2 separate regions of the Mus musculus genome follow, and region 1 is linked to region 2. A link is a loop called in an ENCODE intact Hi-C map of the cell type or tissue named here. Cell type or tissue: heart. All regions are shown on one strand.

Region 1 (8,000 bases), 230 kb after region 2:
GTCTTCAGACACATCAGAAGAGGGCATCGGATTCTATTACACAGATGGTTGTGAGCCACCATGTGGTTGCTGGGAATTGAACTCAGGACCTTTTAAAGAGCACTCAGTGCTCTTAACCGCTGAGCAATCTCTGCAGCCCCGTGATACCCTATCTCAACAAGACAGAAACTACACCGCTGGTAAAAGAGGCCTAAGGGCTGTGAGATGTCTCAGTGGATAAAGGCACTGTCAATGTCCTAAATTCAATGACAGGACCCACATGGTGGAAAGAGAAAATTACATCCTGACTCCACAAGTTGTCCCTGACTTGCAGCACACAGAGAGGGGGTGGAGAATTAGCACAAGAGAAAGAAGTCTGTTGCAGTCAAAGGAGCTGAAAGGAGTTGGAGATGTGAAGAGTGCTCTGCCGTCAGACACGGAGAGGCAGACTGGAGTGGGTCTGCTGTGGTCCAGCATTTCCTCTCTCTGCCCCCTTCCCTCTCTTTTGGAAGGGAAATGTATAACCTGCGCCATTGTCTGTTATACATGTGAACTGCTTCTTGATTCTGATTTTACAGGGGGTTATAGTTAAGAGAGCACCTTGAATCTCCAAAAAGATATTGAACTTTGGACTTTACTTTTAAAGTGTTGAGTCCGTGACAGACTGTGGACTTTTGAAGTTGGACTGAATGCATTTTTGCATTATGACATGGTTACAAACCTATGGGGGTCAGGGAGTAGAATGGTGATTTTAATAAGAAGTGTTCCCCATAAACTCTTATGTTGGAATGCTTAGACATCAGGGGGTCTACTTGGCACTACTTGGGAGAGATTAGCAAAGGTGGTCTTGTTGGGGAAAGTTTGCCTTTGGGGATGGGCTTTGAGGTTTCAAAGGCCCAAGCCAAGCCCAGTGTCTGTCTGTCTGTCTGTCTGTCTGTCTGTCTGTCTGTCTCCTGCCAGAACAGCAGAACTCCAGTTCTACCACTCAGTAGAACTCTCAGCTCCTTCTCCTGCACAATGTCAGCCAACACCATGTCATGCTTCCCACATGATGATAATGGACGGAACCTGCTTTCTTTTCTAAGAGTTGCCTCAGTCACGGTGTCTCTTCACAGCAATGGAACACTGACTAGGGTGGGAACTCAGGTATTTCTGGGAGCTAATTCAGGAGTGACCAGTAACACTCCCAGCTTGCTCCTGGATTCTGTACCTCTTCTTTGACTGTGCCAAACTCGGGATCCAGTGCTTTGAAGTGGTATCGGTGATTCCCTTCCCGATCAATAGCTGCTTTAAAATCCTTCAGTGTCACCTCCCCCAACCTGTAATAGAGGAGAGTGTACCAAAATAGTTTGTCAATTGATAGGCTGGGAAGGTAGTGTGTTAGTTTAAAATCCAGGTCCCAACAAAAGTCAACAGGCAGAAATAGCATGGCTTTGATACTAGGTCACGGCCCTTGATAACCAAGATAAAATAAAAGTTGGGCAACCAGTCAACACTAGGAATGAGCATGGCATTACACATCAGGTGATCCAAGAACTCAAATTCATTGCTTTTGCTGTTTTTAACCTAGAAAATAAAGTATTCAAAATAAAATTAAATAACTACTAATATTACTAAGTTTTCTCAGTTTTTCTCCTGACATAGTGGCCTAGTTTTCTTAGGCTGATAAAATTAAATCCATCAGTTTGTTTGTTTGTTTGTTTTGTTTTGTTTTGACAGGGTCTCACTCTGTAGGCCAAGCTTGCGTTGGCTTTGCTACACAGCGTAGGAAGACTTCAAATTCACCATCATGTTTCAGGGCCCCAGCTGACAGACTACATGTAAGTGCCTCTCAGCATTCCTCTGTGTTTGGAAAATACAGAAACGCCCTGTGGTGGCGCATGCCTCTAACCCCAGCACTATGGAGGCAGCAGTGAGCAGATCTCTGAGTTCAAAAGCATCCTGGACTACAGAATAAGTTTCAGGACAGCCAGGACTACACAGAGAAACCCTGTCATGGAAAACAACACCCCTCCCCCAAAGAAAACAATACAAAACAAAAATAAAAACCCTCACTTTTATCTAGTCCAAATAAGCAGACTCTAAGAGAGGAGAAACCCTAGGAAGCTCCCTTGGTAGTTGGCCAGGGTTTATTTTATTTATAAACCAGAGCCTTAAGCAATACGAGGCAAGCACGCTGTCAGTGAGCTCCATCCCTGGCCCCACGCAGCATCTTTATTCTGTACTGAGATGAACTTCTGGGACATTCTCCACACAAATCCTTACAGGTATGACTTGCCGTCACCCTTGAGTAGTAAACACCCACGAGTGGGGCCCAGGAGCTCAGGCTAGAGGTCATGGCTACCAGAAGGGGCTATTTTGAATACTTAAAAGAACAAGTTTTTCCAAACTTGTATAGCTATCAGAACAAGAAGCACAATTATTTTTCCTGTGGGCCTGGGTATGGTGGTGCATGCCTTAATCTCAACACTTGGGAGGCAGGGGCAGGTGGATCTCTGTGAGCACAGGCCACCCAGAGCTACACAGTGAGACCCTGTCTCAAAACACTAAAACAAAACAAACAACTCAAAACAACATACAGTGCTTATTCCTGTGCCTAGCAATACCTCCTGCTTGTCCACTATAATGTCACTGGTTGCTGGGTGTGGTGGTGGATGACTTTAACCTCAGCACTCAGGATGCAAGGCAGGAGGGAGTTATTAGCTGGAGGGAGGCCAGCCTGGTCTACATAAAGAGTTCAAAACCAGCCAAGGCTACATAGTAATACTTTGTCTCCAACAACACCACCAAAACCAAAATACAAACAAACAAAAAACCAACAAAAACCCAAACAAACAAACAAAACCCTGGTAAGCAGGAGGCAGAATCTCTAAGTCCTGGGCTCTGGTTTCCATACAAGCTGGCTTTCAAACACCTTCAGCTGCTCATCAGGCTGTTACTGAGGACTCTGCTTCTGTTCGGTTTGTCTTTTACAGTGAAGGAATGGCATGGACGTCTCACCTCTTTGGAATATTGACCATGAAGGGCGTGAGCGAGCGGTCGGTGAAATAGAGCACCTTAGTGCAGGTGCTGCTGACGGCTGGGGAACTCTGGGAGTGAGGCAACGCTGCAAGCAGAGACAGAGTTAGAGCGTTCCATCCCATCCAAATTCCTCCCTTCCTTTACTCAAAATGTCTCAGGAGGCTGAAGCTGCCCGAGGTCACAGCTCCTCCATCAGCCTTGCCAAAGCACCATGTTCCCAGAGCATGGCTCATGATCGTCACGAGGGCAAGAGGTGCCTCGGGCATGAGCATCATCGTGGGCCCCATTTCTCATTCAATCCAGGGATTTCTGTCAGAGGAACGCCACCTGCTCTGACAGCACTGTTACTAAAGGTCAAGAGGTCAGAGAATGTTGCCTGGCTGGATTTCAGGCGACTGAGTAGACACCCAGTAGGACCTGCAAACTGCCTACATTCAGATTTTGAAGATTATTTGCATGATTTATAAAAAGAAAGAATAATGGGGGGAAAAAAACCCAGGGAAAATGTACTATCAAAGTTCCCAAGTACTATCCCAAGGGCCTACAAAGGTGTGGTCCTGTGCTGTGCTTGGGGTTGCTGTTGTTGCTGTTGTTGTTTTGAGACACAGTCTCACTATGCAGACCCGTCTGGCTTAGAACTCATGAGAACCCAACAGATCTTGAACTCACAGAGATCTATCTGCCTAACTCTGTCTCCTGAGTGCTGGGATTAAAACTGTAGGCCACTCACCACACCTAGCCTACATTTACTTTAGTGTGGGCCTGCGTGGAGAACAAAGGACAGATCTGAGGGGTCAGTTCTCTCCTTCCACCCTGCTGGATCAAGGGCTAAACTCAGACAGTCAGGCCTGGCAGTAAGTGCCTTTACCCACTGAGCCAGCCTGCCAGACCCTCAAGCACTCTACTGGGTGATACAGATGGTTCCGGTAACACCCATCCAGTCACCAAACAGGAGCTGTACTGGTAATGGATATGTGGAGAACAGTCAGACCAAACAGCAAACGCATGTACAATCTCACCATGCTTCCCGGCACCTGTGCATTGTCAACCTCACCTTCTAAACCACAACTTAGAGTCAACAGCTGTCAGAGAAGGAGGAAGAGAGAGGAGGAAGGAGGAAGAGGAGGAGGAAGAGGAGGGAGGGGAACTTCCAGGAAAAATATGTATGCCAAACCCAAAATACCTTCATAGGAAAGGAATCTTGTACTTTGTTGTTTGTATTATTACTTTGAAAAATGCTCTTTTGCTATTAAGCTTCTCTGTGTATATGAAAATATATGAGCTTTTGAATTTATAAATGCCTTAATATCCAATAAAGCATCAGGAGAGACTAGAGAGGTGAATCGTCTCTGGCAAGAGACCTGAGTTCCCATTACCCACACTGTCCTGTTCCAGGGCTTCTGGTGCCCTCTTCTGGCCTCTAGAGGCACTGTACGTATGGTGTATACACATGCATTAAAAAGAAAACAAGGAAATCTTAAAAGATAGAGTTGGACACGGTGAGTTGGACACGGTGGTGCACACCTTTAATCCCAGCACTTGGGAGGCAGGAAGAGGTAGACCCCAAGCCAGCCAGGGCTACATAGTGAGACCTTGTCTCAAACAACAAAACGGAACTAGAGAACTAAAGATTTGCTGAAAGGACCCTGATATAGCTGTCTCTTGTGAGACTATGCCAGGGCCTAGCAAACACAGAAGTGGATGCTCACAGTCAGCTATTGAATGGAGCACAGGGCCCCCAATGGAGGAGGTAGAGAAAGTACACAAGGAGCTAAAGGGATCTGCAACCCTATAGGTGGAACAACATTATGAACTAACCAGTAACCCGGAGCTCTTGTCTCTAGCTACATATGTATCAAAAGATGGCCTAATAGGCCATCACTTGAAAGAGAGGCCCATTGGACTTGCAAACTTTATATGCCCCAGTACAGGGGAACGCCAGGGCCAAAAAGGGGGAATGGGTGGGTAGGGGAGTGGGGGTGGGTGGGTATGGGGGACTTTTGTTATAGCATTGGAAATGTAAATGAGCTACATACCCAATAAAAAATGAAAAAAAAAAGAATAAAAGTGAGTCTTGCACCAGGCCTCATATACAGCAAGTTCTAGGCCAGCCAGAGCTACATAGTGAGGCCTTTTGAAAGAAAGAAAGAAAGAAAGAAAGAAAGAAAGAAAGAAAGAAAGAAAGAAAGAAAAGAGAAGAAAAGAAAAGAAAAGAAAAGAAAAGAAAAGAAAAGAAAGCTAGCTAGCTTGATGTCATTCCCATTTTAGGAACGTTAGACTCCGTTCTTCAGTGTCATGGGGAGTAAGTACTCAGAGGGACTGCCCCCGTGAAGGGACCAGCCATGTCCTATAATCCTTCTAGAACCTTCTTTAAACTTCTAGATTCCTAGCATGTTCCAGTCCCAAAGGAGGGTGAGACACAAGGATCTAATTCCTAAGTTTGGGCTTTATAACTCATTTAGAAACCTGATCTGCTAAACCCAGAGGCCCTCTGAGCTCTACGGACACTGCCCTTCCAAAGTCTGTTGGATTTCCACTATGTTCTAGCTACTCATGGTGGGTGTGGCTGGATCTCCACTGTATACCAGCTGCCCCTAGTGGGTGTGGCTGGCAGTAGGGGGGCTTTCTTTGATCAGTATCTGCAGGGATGGGTCAATGGGTAAGAGCACTTACTGCTCTTGCAAAGGACCCAGGTTTGGTACCCAGCACCCATGTGGCAGCTAATAGGTGCCTGTAACTCCAGTTCCAGGGAATCCAATGCCCTCTTCTAATCTCTATGGACAATAGGCATACATGTGGTACAGACATATATATAGGCAAAAACACCTATACACATTAAGAAGCAAAAGATGTGACCAAATGTTATGTGTCTATTTTCTTTCTCTCTTGTAGACAGGGACTCAGGAAGCCCAGGCTGGCCTCCAACTTGCTGTGTAGCCAAGGATGGCCTTGAACTTCTGACCCTGCTGCCTCTACCTCTGAGATACAGGTGTGCAGGACCACAACTAGTTTATGCAATGCCAGGGATCAAATCCATGGCCCTGTGCACAAGAGGCAAGCTTTCTACCAAGTGAGCCACATTGTTAGGCCAATTTTTTTGTTTTCTCACCAAACTAGGAGTACTGGCTGGTTTTGTGTGTCAACTTGACACAGGCTGGGGTTATCACAGAGAAAGGAGCTTCAGTTGAGGAAGTACCTCCATGAGATCCAGTTGTAAGGCATTTTCTCAATTAGTGATCAAGGGGGAAAAGCCCCTTGTGGGTAGGACCATCCCTGGGCTGGTAGTCTTGGTTCTATAAGAGAGCAGGATGAGCAAGCCAGGGGAAGCAAGCCAGTAAGGAACATCCCTCCATGGCCACTGCATCAGCTTCTGCTTCCTGACCTGCCTGAGTTCCAGTACTGACTTCCTTGGTGATGAACAGCTGTATGGAAGTGTAAGCTGAATAAACCCTTTCCTCCCCAACTTGCTTCTTGGTCATGATGTTTGTGCAGGAATAGAAACCCTGACTAAGACACTAGGTTTCTCATAATTACTATTATGCTGGTCACAAACTAGCCATGAATCCGAGGCTGGCTTCAACCTCATCATCCTCCTGCCTCAGCTTCCATAGTGGCATTACAAGTGTGTGCGTGGGACAGGTTTAGCTATTCAGAAACAGTTTCTACGCTATTGCTCCCTCTTGGTGATTCCAACTGCTCCCATCTTAACCCGATGTCCTTTGATCCACTCTGCTCTGGCCCTGCTTTCCTGTCCCGTATTATTCCTCTCCTCGTGTTTAAATTTTGCATTTCAATCACCACATTTTTAAGTTTGTGGATTCCTTCAGTGGCTATGTTGAGTCTACTGAGGCCTATGCTGGAAACCGTCTTCAGATTTATCTGTGCTTTTATTTTTAACCCTTTTATTTTATTCCTTATAATTTGTCTCATTACTAAAATCCCTCATCAGCACATTTTTATCATAACAATGAATACATTAACCTGTTATTTATTTATAATTCCTGGTCTCACTTGGGTTTCACTCTGTTGACTGATCTGGTTCTTGGCAGTGGCTTTTTTTTTTTTTTTTTTTTTTTGCATAGGGGTGGGATGGGACTAGTATGCACAAACATGTTGAGGTCATGGATCAACTTGAAGAAATTAGTTCTTTTTTTTTTTTGAGGTGGACTCTCAGGGTTGTTTTGATTTGCATTTCCCTGATGATTAAGGATGCTGAACATTTTTTCAGGTGCTTCTCAGTCATTCAGTATTCCTCAGGTGAGAATTATTTGTTTAGCTCTGAGCCCCATTTTTTAATGGAGTTATTTGATTTTCTGGAGTCCACCTTCTTGAGTTCTTTATATATATTGGATATAGTCCCCTATCTGATTTAGGATAGGTAAAGATCCTTTCCCAATCTGTTGGTGGCCTTTTTGTCTTATTGACGGTGTCTTTTGCCTTGCAAGAAGTTAGTTCTTTCCTACCATGTAGGCCTAATAATTTGTTTTTGTTTTGTTTGTTTTTTTCAGAGCAAGGCCTCACTGTGTAGCACTGGCTGTCCTGGAACTTGCTCTGTAGTCCAGGCTGGCCCTGAACTTAAGAGATTTGTCTGTCTCTGTCTCTGTCTCCTGCCTTCTGGGACTAAAGGTGTGTGCCATCATGCGTCCAGCTGGCCCTCATAATTTTTTTGTGAGTGTCAGATATCAAGTGTTAAGGCAATAGATAATCCCAGTACTCAAGAGGCTAGGGCAGGAACAAGTACGACTGTCTCAGAGACAGGGGGAGAGAGAGAATGAGAGAGACATAGACAGAGACATACAGACAGAGAGGACATCTTTGGCTATGGTGTACTGTGTCTTCTGCCAGCACAGGAGTGGCAACAGCAACCTAGCTGAGGCTGGGCCGTTGGTTCTAAGGCCTGCTACCTCTCCTCACACTTGTGGGGCAGGCCCTTTGCCAAGTGAACTAGCCTTTGGGTCTGGAATCTTGTACTTAGCATAATGTGTTTTCAGACTTCATTC
Region 2 (8,000 bases):
GGATTGCCTTGGCCCTGAGAAGAGCTGCAAAGGAGAGACACAAACCAGGGTCCCAGTAGATGAATAAAGTTTGGGACACTCACACAAAACAAAGGTTTTCAATGGGGGAACTGGGGGTGTGACTCATTGGTAGCATGGTCCAACTTGTCTAGCATCCATGAGGCACTGGGTTTGATTCCCAGCAACACATAGAACAGGCGTAATAGTGCACACTTGTAACCAGCACTTAGGAGATACAGGATCAGGTTCAAGGCCAGCCGAGGCTACTTAGTGAATTCAAGGCCACCCTGGTTACATGAGTGCATTTGAAAGACAGACAGAAGGAAGAAAGGGAGAGGGAAGGAAGGAGAGAGAGAATATTTAAAATATCCTACATATAACTGGACCCCGGAACTTGTCTAGCTGCAGTATAATGACCAGTGTAGAGGTCTGTCTCTCTGGTGAGGCTGTGAGCTGCTCACATGACCTAACAGGTGGTCGGCAGACATGATCAGCTGGGTTTTGGCCTCTGTGTGGAAGACATTTTCATAAAACCCCAGACCTTAGAGGTCATCTCATACAACACACAGGGAACCTGCATCCAGAGATCACTACTGTGAGGAAAGGTAGCCCAGGAGAACACAAAGACTAAAGCCACAAAGACCTAGGAAAAGCCAGCCCCCTGCCTGCAGGCCTCCATCACTCTGAGGCTCTTAGCCTGTGTCACCAACCACTTGGAACAAACTGTTCATAACTCAGCTTCCTCATTCTTTACCCCAGGTCGGAGGACAAGCCTCACCTCGGCTCTGCATCAGGTCATGGTGACCACCTCCTCCACACACTGCCACAAACCCAGCCTTTTGTATGGCACAAAGAGCTTGCTGGGGAGCTCTTAATATGGGGCTGAGGAGCAAGCGAAAGGAAGCGCTTGGAAACAGAGGAGATGGCCCTTGTTTTGCCTGCTGCAGAGACCTGGCACTAGGAAGCCTTAGTAGCAGGCCTTAATCACCAGCCTCTGCCGCGGTCCCTTGTTTCTTCAGAAGCAGGAAACACGTAGGGCCTTATGAGGCTACCTGAGCCAGGCATGAGAGAGCAAGGCTATGTAGCTCAGGGGAGTGGCAGACCGACTCCACCACTGCCTGCGGAGGACTGGCTGCTTCCTTACAGGTGAACTCAGAGTGGGAGAAAATGTTTCAGGAATTCAGGATGAGCAAATGTCTGCATGCACAGAGACCATGGAAAGAAAAGAAAGAGATTTGGCAGAGGAAGATAGAGCCAAGCGCTTTATCTTGAAAGAGATAGAAGACAGCGAGAGATGGAAGTTAAGAACTTAATGAACTTGGGCGAAGGGAATAGATAGGTTTCTATAATCAATTAGAGTTGCCAAGGCATGTGAGGCCATGAGGATTTTGAAAGGTTACTAGAATGCCCTAGACTTCATCACTAACAACTGCAAACCCTTTGCTTTCATCCCCCAAACTTTGGTCACCTGAGACCTAAATCCACAACCCCCAACCACTCAGTTGTCAGCAGTCCGAGATTTTGTAATCTTATCTAAATAAAAGTTAAAATGAAGGCCCAAACCCTCTGAGGTTCCTCTTCCCATGTAGACGCCAGTGAAATCTCTCCACAAAACCACCAACCCTCTGCTCCATCATCCACACTTCACCATCTGCCTCTGCCTCTCAGCTCACCAGCAGCTACTTTGCCACAGTGAGGCTATCTTTCCATAGCCCACCCTTGCACAAGCTGGCCCTTCTCTCCCGACTCTAGACTCGCCTTTCTCTTAAAGCCTGCCCAACCCACCTCCCACAGCTCCCCGGAGACATTGTTGTTTCTGGAGAGTGAACTTCCTTTGAGTCATCTGGTCGACACCTCTGCTTCATACACAGGGGCTACTCAGTATGCTTTCCGCAGGAAGGGTGGGGTGGCTTGGTGGGTATTAGGTCAATTGGTGGGGAGATCTGACGCTAACATGTCCTGAAGTGTAAGGAGTGGGAAAGGTGGAGAGACCAGTCTTCTGGGGACATCCGGAGCTCAGAAGCAGCCGACGCTACCAGAAGCACTGGCAAGGGCAGGAGACAGGGCAAGAAGAAACTCAAAGGGACCTGCAGAGATCACTTGCCTGGGTCAGGATCAGTGCAAAGACTTGGGACTCCTGCTTCTGGATCTCAGGTCTGAGGCACAGGCTCTATGAGCATCTCTGTTCCTTTACCCTTTCCAGTCCCTTCCTCACTTCCCAAGCTGCTGTGAAAGGGGACTGTGGCAAAGAATTTGCCTTTGTTCTAAAAAGTCTACCCACAGCTAAACTGAAGGCTTTTGGACTAATAACGTTGGTGGAAATTTCAAGACAGCCTAGTATTAATTAGGTCACGTGGTTATTAGTAAACAGCCTTATATCTTAGAAAGCCTTATCTATAAGAAAGGGAGTAAGCTGGACAAAGAGAAATACACAATGTGCAATCTGAGGAGAAAGGTGGGCATCGGGGAATGTAATGGATCTAACCCAGTGCTCCGAGAAATGGAAGGTTTAAAAAGAAGCCAGAGGCTGTTTGCAGAAAGCAATGGGAATGCAACTGGTGCCAAGGAGAGACAAGCAGGAAGCGCTAGAAATGGAAGCCTCCCGAAGGGAAAACCTTGCTGGAGTTTATGGGGAATGCGCTAATTGACACATATGTAACAGTGTTCAAATTCTGGCTTAGGAGAACTATGGGGGGGGGGGGCGCATGAGCGCGCTCACGCTCTCACCGGGCACCACGCAGAATCACTCATCAAAAAGTGATTGTCAAGAAGCTGGATGGTGGGCTCTGCATCCGTAGTTCTCCAGGCCACAGCTCAGCACATGCCTGGAGCTGTAAAGAAAGCTTACAGTTGCACAAGAATGGGCCGTGGGTGGAGAACGTACCCATGAGGATGTGCCGGTGACGACCATCAGTTTCCGCTAAGCCAATGACTGTCAACTGTTGCTGGGGTAAGAGCATATCAGCTTCTCTAATGGCCACGGAGGGATGACTCGGTGGGAAGGAGTTAAGAGGGAAAGGAAGGGGTTCCCAGGGCATAATGAGGGTGAATATACTCACAATGCATTGTATATGTGTATGAAACTATCAAGAAAGAGAAAAGGGAAGGCCTGGTGGAGTTAGGAGAGAGGAAGAAAGAGTCTTGTTATACACCCAGTCAGCCACTAGAGGGCGATGCTTCCTCGTGAAACATTTCACCAGCTCAAGGGCATACAAGGATAAGAAAAACCACATTCCATGCACGCAAAATATGCTTTCTTGGGCGTGGATGGATTCCACAGCATATTACCTATAAAATTTTCTCCTTATCTTGTACTTCTGTAATGGTAATGTGATACCTCAGCGAGACGGCATCTTAGAACCAGTTTTACTGCCATCCTAATCTCAGGCATCAGATAAACACTTCGGAGGCCATGGGCTGTGATGAAACGTAGCACAAAGTAAAGAAACGGAAAAGCAAATTCTGCCTACATTAGGCTCCACCAAATCTGGAATCTTAGAACACTGAGGCATAATCTCAAAAAGTGTTAAGGTTTCATTATGTGTGTGTGTGTGTGTGTGTGTGTGTGTGTGTGTGTGTAGGTATGCACATGCCATAGCACGAATGTGGAGATCAGAAGACAACCTTGGGGAGTCACTGCTTTCCACCCTGTGACAGCAGGGTCTCTCTCATTTCTGCTGCTGTGCAGACCACTGGCTTCCGGCTGGTTCTCTTGTCTCTGCTTCCATCTCAAAGGAGTCCTAGCTCCACGCCACCACATCGGGCTCTTTATGTGGATTCCTAGGGTCAGACTCAGGTTGTCAGGCGTTGGGGCCAGCACTTTTACCCTCTGAGCCACCTCCTAGGCCCACTGAGCCACCTCCCAGGCACCATTAAGAATCTTATTCTGTGTTTTCATTTCAGTGACAATCTAAGACCTTTTATTTTTAACACTCAGGGTCAAGCAGATATCTACCTTCAAATGCAATCTAGTTCCTGAGTCTGAGACAATCCTGCTGTGCACCCCAGTGAGCAATGACAGTCACCTCCTGAGCCTTGAGAACAATGGTTCACGTAGAGGAGGCCCCCAAGCCAGCATGACTGTCTAGACGCCAGCATGGCAAACTATAAAGGGGTACCAATCCCATAAAGTGAATATCTCTGCCTGAGGCTTATTGGGTTTAGTTTTGTTTTTGCCTTTAGATTAATGAGGCTTATTTTAAAGCTATATTCATGTCTTTTGGAGTAGATGTGGCCTTGTTAGAGAAAGTGTGTCATAGGGCTGGGCTTTGGGGTTTTAAAAGCTAAAGCCAGGCCCAGTGTCTCTCTCTCTTCCTGCTGCCTTTGGATCCAATGTAGAACTCTCAGCCACCATGGTTTCTGCCATGAGGAAAAGGACTGAGCCTCAGAAACTGTAAGCCAGCCCCAGTGAAATGGTTTCCTTTGTAAGAGTTGCTGTGTGCCTGGTGTCTCTTCACAGCAACAGAACACTGACTAAGACAAAGAGTAAAATATAAGCAAAAAAAAAACAAAACAAAACAAAACCACGTTTAAAGAGTAATGGAGAATGGGGGTGACAAGGTCTTGGAGCTGAAGAACAACAAAAGACTAAAGAGATGCAAACCTAGCCACAGTGGCAGCTGTGTGAAAGAGCAGGTGTGATGTCTATTATTTAGAAAACAAGAGACAGGAAGACAAGGAGGAGGAGAACAAAGGCCAGGCCATAATTTTGTTGGGTAATGTAGGTATTAAGGAAAATTAGACCCCACCTGCATTCAAAAGTTGTTATAATTAATGAAGACCATAGAACAAGATTAGAATCAAATAAAGTCAAATTTTGATTCTTTCAGTTTCTCCTCACCACATAGATTGATTTCTAAACTAATTCTAAATTCATCCTAATCTTGCCACCACAAATTATATTCTAATGTAGTGGCGTTTGTTTGTTTGTTTGTTTGTTTGTTTGTTTGTTTGTTTGTTTATTGTGTGCATACACATAATGTGTATGTGGGCACGAATGTCATTGTGTGCGTGTGTGTCTGTATGTGTGTGTGTCTGTGCATCTGTGTGTGTATGTGTGTGTCTTTGTATGTGTCTCTGTGTGTGTGTGTCTCTGTGTGTGTGTGTCTCTGTGTGTGTGTGTGTCTCTGTGTGTGTCTCTGTGTGTGTGTGTGTGTGTGTGTGTGTGTGTGTGTGTGTGTGTAGTTGGCTCTGTTTTGCCCTCTTCCTATGAGTTCAGGGGATGTAACTCTTGTTGCCAGGCTTACCCAGCATACACCTTCACCCACTGAGCTGTCACCTCATCCCCAACACAGTAGTTTTCTGGAGCTAAAATATAAGTACATTAATGTAGTGATTTTAAATAAGATTAAGAATTTTTGGTGAAAAATGGACTTCACTGGTTTTTTTTCCCTACTTAAATGGCTTAAGATATTGACTTTCCAATTTTTGAAAGAAACAGACTTTTTTTTCTGTCTTTAAGTTCTCTGCTGATTTTTGCAGGCTCCTCTGGGTTCTATAATTATTATGAAACAATGTGATATTATGAAACAATGCGATGCAAATAACACAGATATTTCACCAGACCGCTCAACTTGAATGTGAATCAATTGTTAGCTACTGACTCAGTACAATTCATGGGGAAAGAACAGAAAGCCCTACTGCGTGAGCCTAGTTGACCCCAAAGAGACCCTATGAGTAACTTATGTTTCTCATGATCACAAAATTTCATTGCAGGAGGTTGAGAGAGTGGGCCTAGGGATCCCGGGGTGGACCAGGCAGGGCGCCCCACACAAGTGCTGAACCTGAGTGTGAACACACAGAGTGTGAACACACACACAGACACACAGCAGCGATGGTTCTGCTGCCCGTGCAGGAAACAGCTCAGCGCACACAGCCATGAATGTGCTCAGGAGCATGAAGGTCTCCAAGTACAAGTTCATGTAAGGAGCCGAAGAGGGGAAATGTAGCTTAGAGTCACGGTCTGCCAACAATTTTGCTCATTAATTTCCTCAAAGATTTTTAAGGAGGAAGGGCATGTTCTTACATTTTAAGTCACTATCTGAAATCTTTCCAAATTTGATTACTTACAAGAATTTATATGCCATTAGGAGTCCCATTTTGTATACCACCCCCTCCAAAAACAATGTAAAAGTGAATGTAATTTCTGTAGAATTCATGTTTTGAAATAAACTGTTCTGTTCTAAGTGCCCAGTGAATTCTAAACACCAAAGGCCCTGACATCCACAAAATAAAGTCTGAAGAAATTCCTCCTAAACAGAGAACTTATTTTCCTTCCCCCCTCCCCCATTAACCCTCACTTCCACTTCCTGGAACCCCTCCTCCCATAGATTTGTATCTTGGGTTTTTTTAATACTTATTTTCCTTTTAAGTATGTGTACGTGTCTGTGTCTGTGTCAGTGTCTGTGTGGGGACAGTGCACATGAGTACAGGTTCCCTAGGAGACCAGAAGCACTGGGTCCTCTGGAGCTAAAGTTACTGGGGATTGCAGCTACCCAGCATGGTTGCCGAGAGCCAAACTCAGGACCTCTGGAAGAATAGTACATATTCTTAACCATTGAGCCATTTCTCTAGCCCCCATATCTTGGGTTTTAAGCACATTATAAGTATGAATTTCTACAACAAAAAGCTATCAGTCTTACCTTTAATTTCCTGTGTCCCTGGGCTGTATTAACTTTCTTCTCAGACTGAGAGATTATTACATTACCTCGGAACTGACACAATGAACAGCTGTTGGGATTTAATAACCGTTACACAGAAATGCAATGGATTGTAAACACCACGAGATGTTTAGCTTCCTCGAAGCTTAGGGCTCTCCTTAGCATATACTCTTAAATAGGTGCTGTAGATGCCAGACTGGGGGAAGCTGCAACATTACTGTGTCCCTGTCTTCTCTAACATAGGCACTAAGGGATGGTGTTCATATAAACACAGAATATTAATTCAAAGAAAGCTCAGATTTTCTAACTCCTTTAATGAATGCCAAAAAAAAAAAAAAAAAAGATGATGAAAGGCACCTGGATGTTACACAAAGAGTAAGAACTTCAATTTCCCAGGGCCTGTTGGCAGGTCATGAGAGCCATTCATTTTCTCAGCAGAAAAGACACCAAGGTCAGGAAGTTCTCTGAGTCTGGGACAATGTACCAATAAGGTCAGGGATAAATGAGCTCATATAGTTTTAGTTCAAAGATAGACAAAGGATTCTGTGAAAGGGGGAAGGAGGACTCGCAGAAAGCTGTTAGACTCTGGGAAGCTGTTAGACATCCATACACATCAGTGAAGAAGGAAATGAGAAATCTTTCCACGTCTCACAGTGGGGTGACCCCTAGAACCTGTCGTTAAGTGAAGATTAGGAATGAACATGCAATAGGACATGGAATATTAGAATTCTCCTCAGTGGGGATTACTTATATACATACATACGTAGAGCATCTGAGGTACACCGTGCTTAGTACCAAGGAGAAAATGGCACAAGCCAAAATAGAGAAATGGTTTAGATACTATACCAAGGGCATGATCTGACTCATAAGAGGAAACTGATACACTGGACTCCAAAACATCTAAATTTTAGTTATTTATGACAACACTATCAAGGGAATGGGGGAAAGATAGGCCATGGAATGCAAAGCCATGTGTTCAAGTGACACATCTGATAACGGACAGTTCTCAAACATGTAACAGGAGATGACAGACCAGCAGTTGCCTCCTGTGATGTGAATGAACGGATAGAGATAAATACGAGACCCTAGAGGAGACTGGAAGAGCATCACAAATCAGAGATAGGACTGCTAAAGAGTAGAGACAGTGGGCAGCCCACAGAGAAGCAAGCAGCGCTCAGCTCCCCCAGGCAGCGCGCAATGCCCTGTGCCAGCTCCAACTGTAGGGTGGGGAGTGGAGTCTAATCCACGGGGTTAGCCAGACAGCCCTGGTAGGAAGAGAGTGACTGACCCACTAACAGGTCATGTGGGCAGGGGCGAGGGGTTCATTTAATCATATCGTAT

What was found. Hi-C counts contacts between places; a loop is a spot of excess contacts. Peaks named below come from ENCODE experiments on the same cell type or tissue, not always from the same donor. Only the 100,000 strongest peaks of a DNase experiment are listed, where the experiment ranks them.
Region 1: it touches region 2 in a loop (3-fold over the local background); 8 of 42 quality-filtered maps call a loop at or near these places.

The regions. Positions count from the first base shown.
Region 1 is chr9:50,666,471-50,674,470 of GRCm38, forward strand. Dixdc1 (DIX domain containing 1) reads right to left here. Exons shown (of 20, transcript NM_001374656.1): 18 at 2,980-3,085; 19 at 1,190-1,298. Among named protein-coding and RNA genes, the nearest start is that of Dlat, 11 kb to the left of the region's middle. In heart, a CTCF peak has its summit at 4,411 (motif pointing left); no DNase peak of the experiment used is centred here.
Region 2 is chr9:50,441,008-50,449,007 of GRCm38, forward strand. No RefSeq gene overlaps it. Among named protein-coding and RNA genes, the nearest start is that of Gm32462, 41 kb to the right of the region's middle. In heart, a CTCF peak has its summit at 3,177 (motif pointing right); no DNase peak of the experiment used is centred here; H3K27ac peaks cover 817 bases.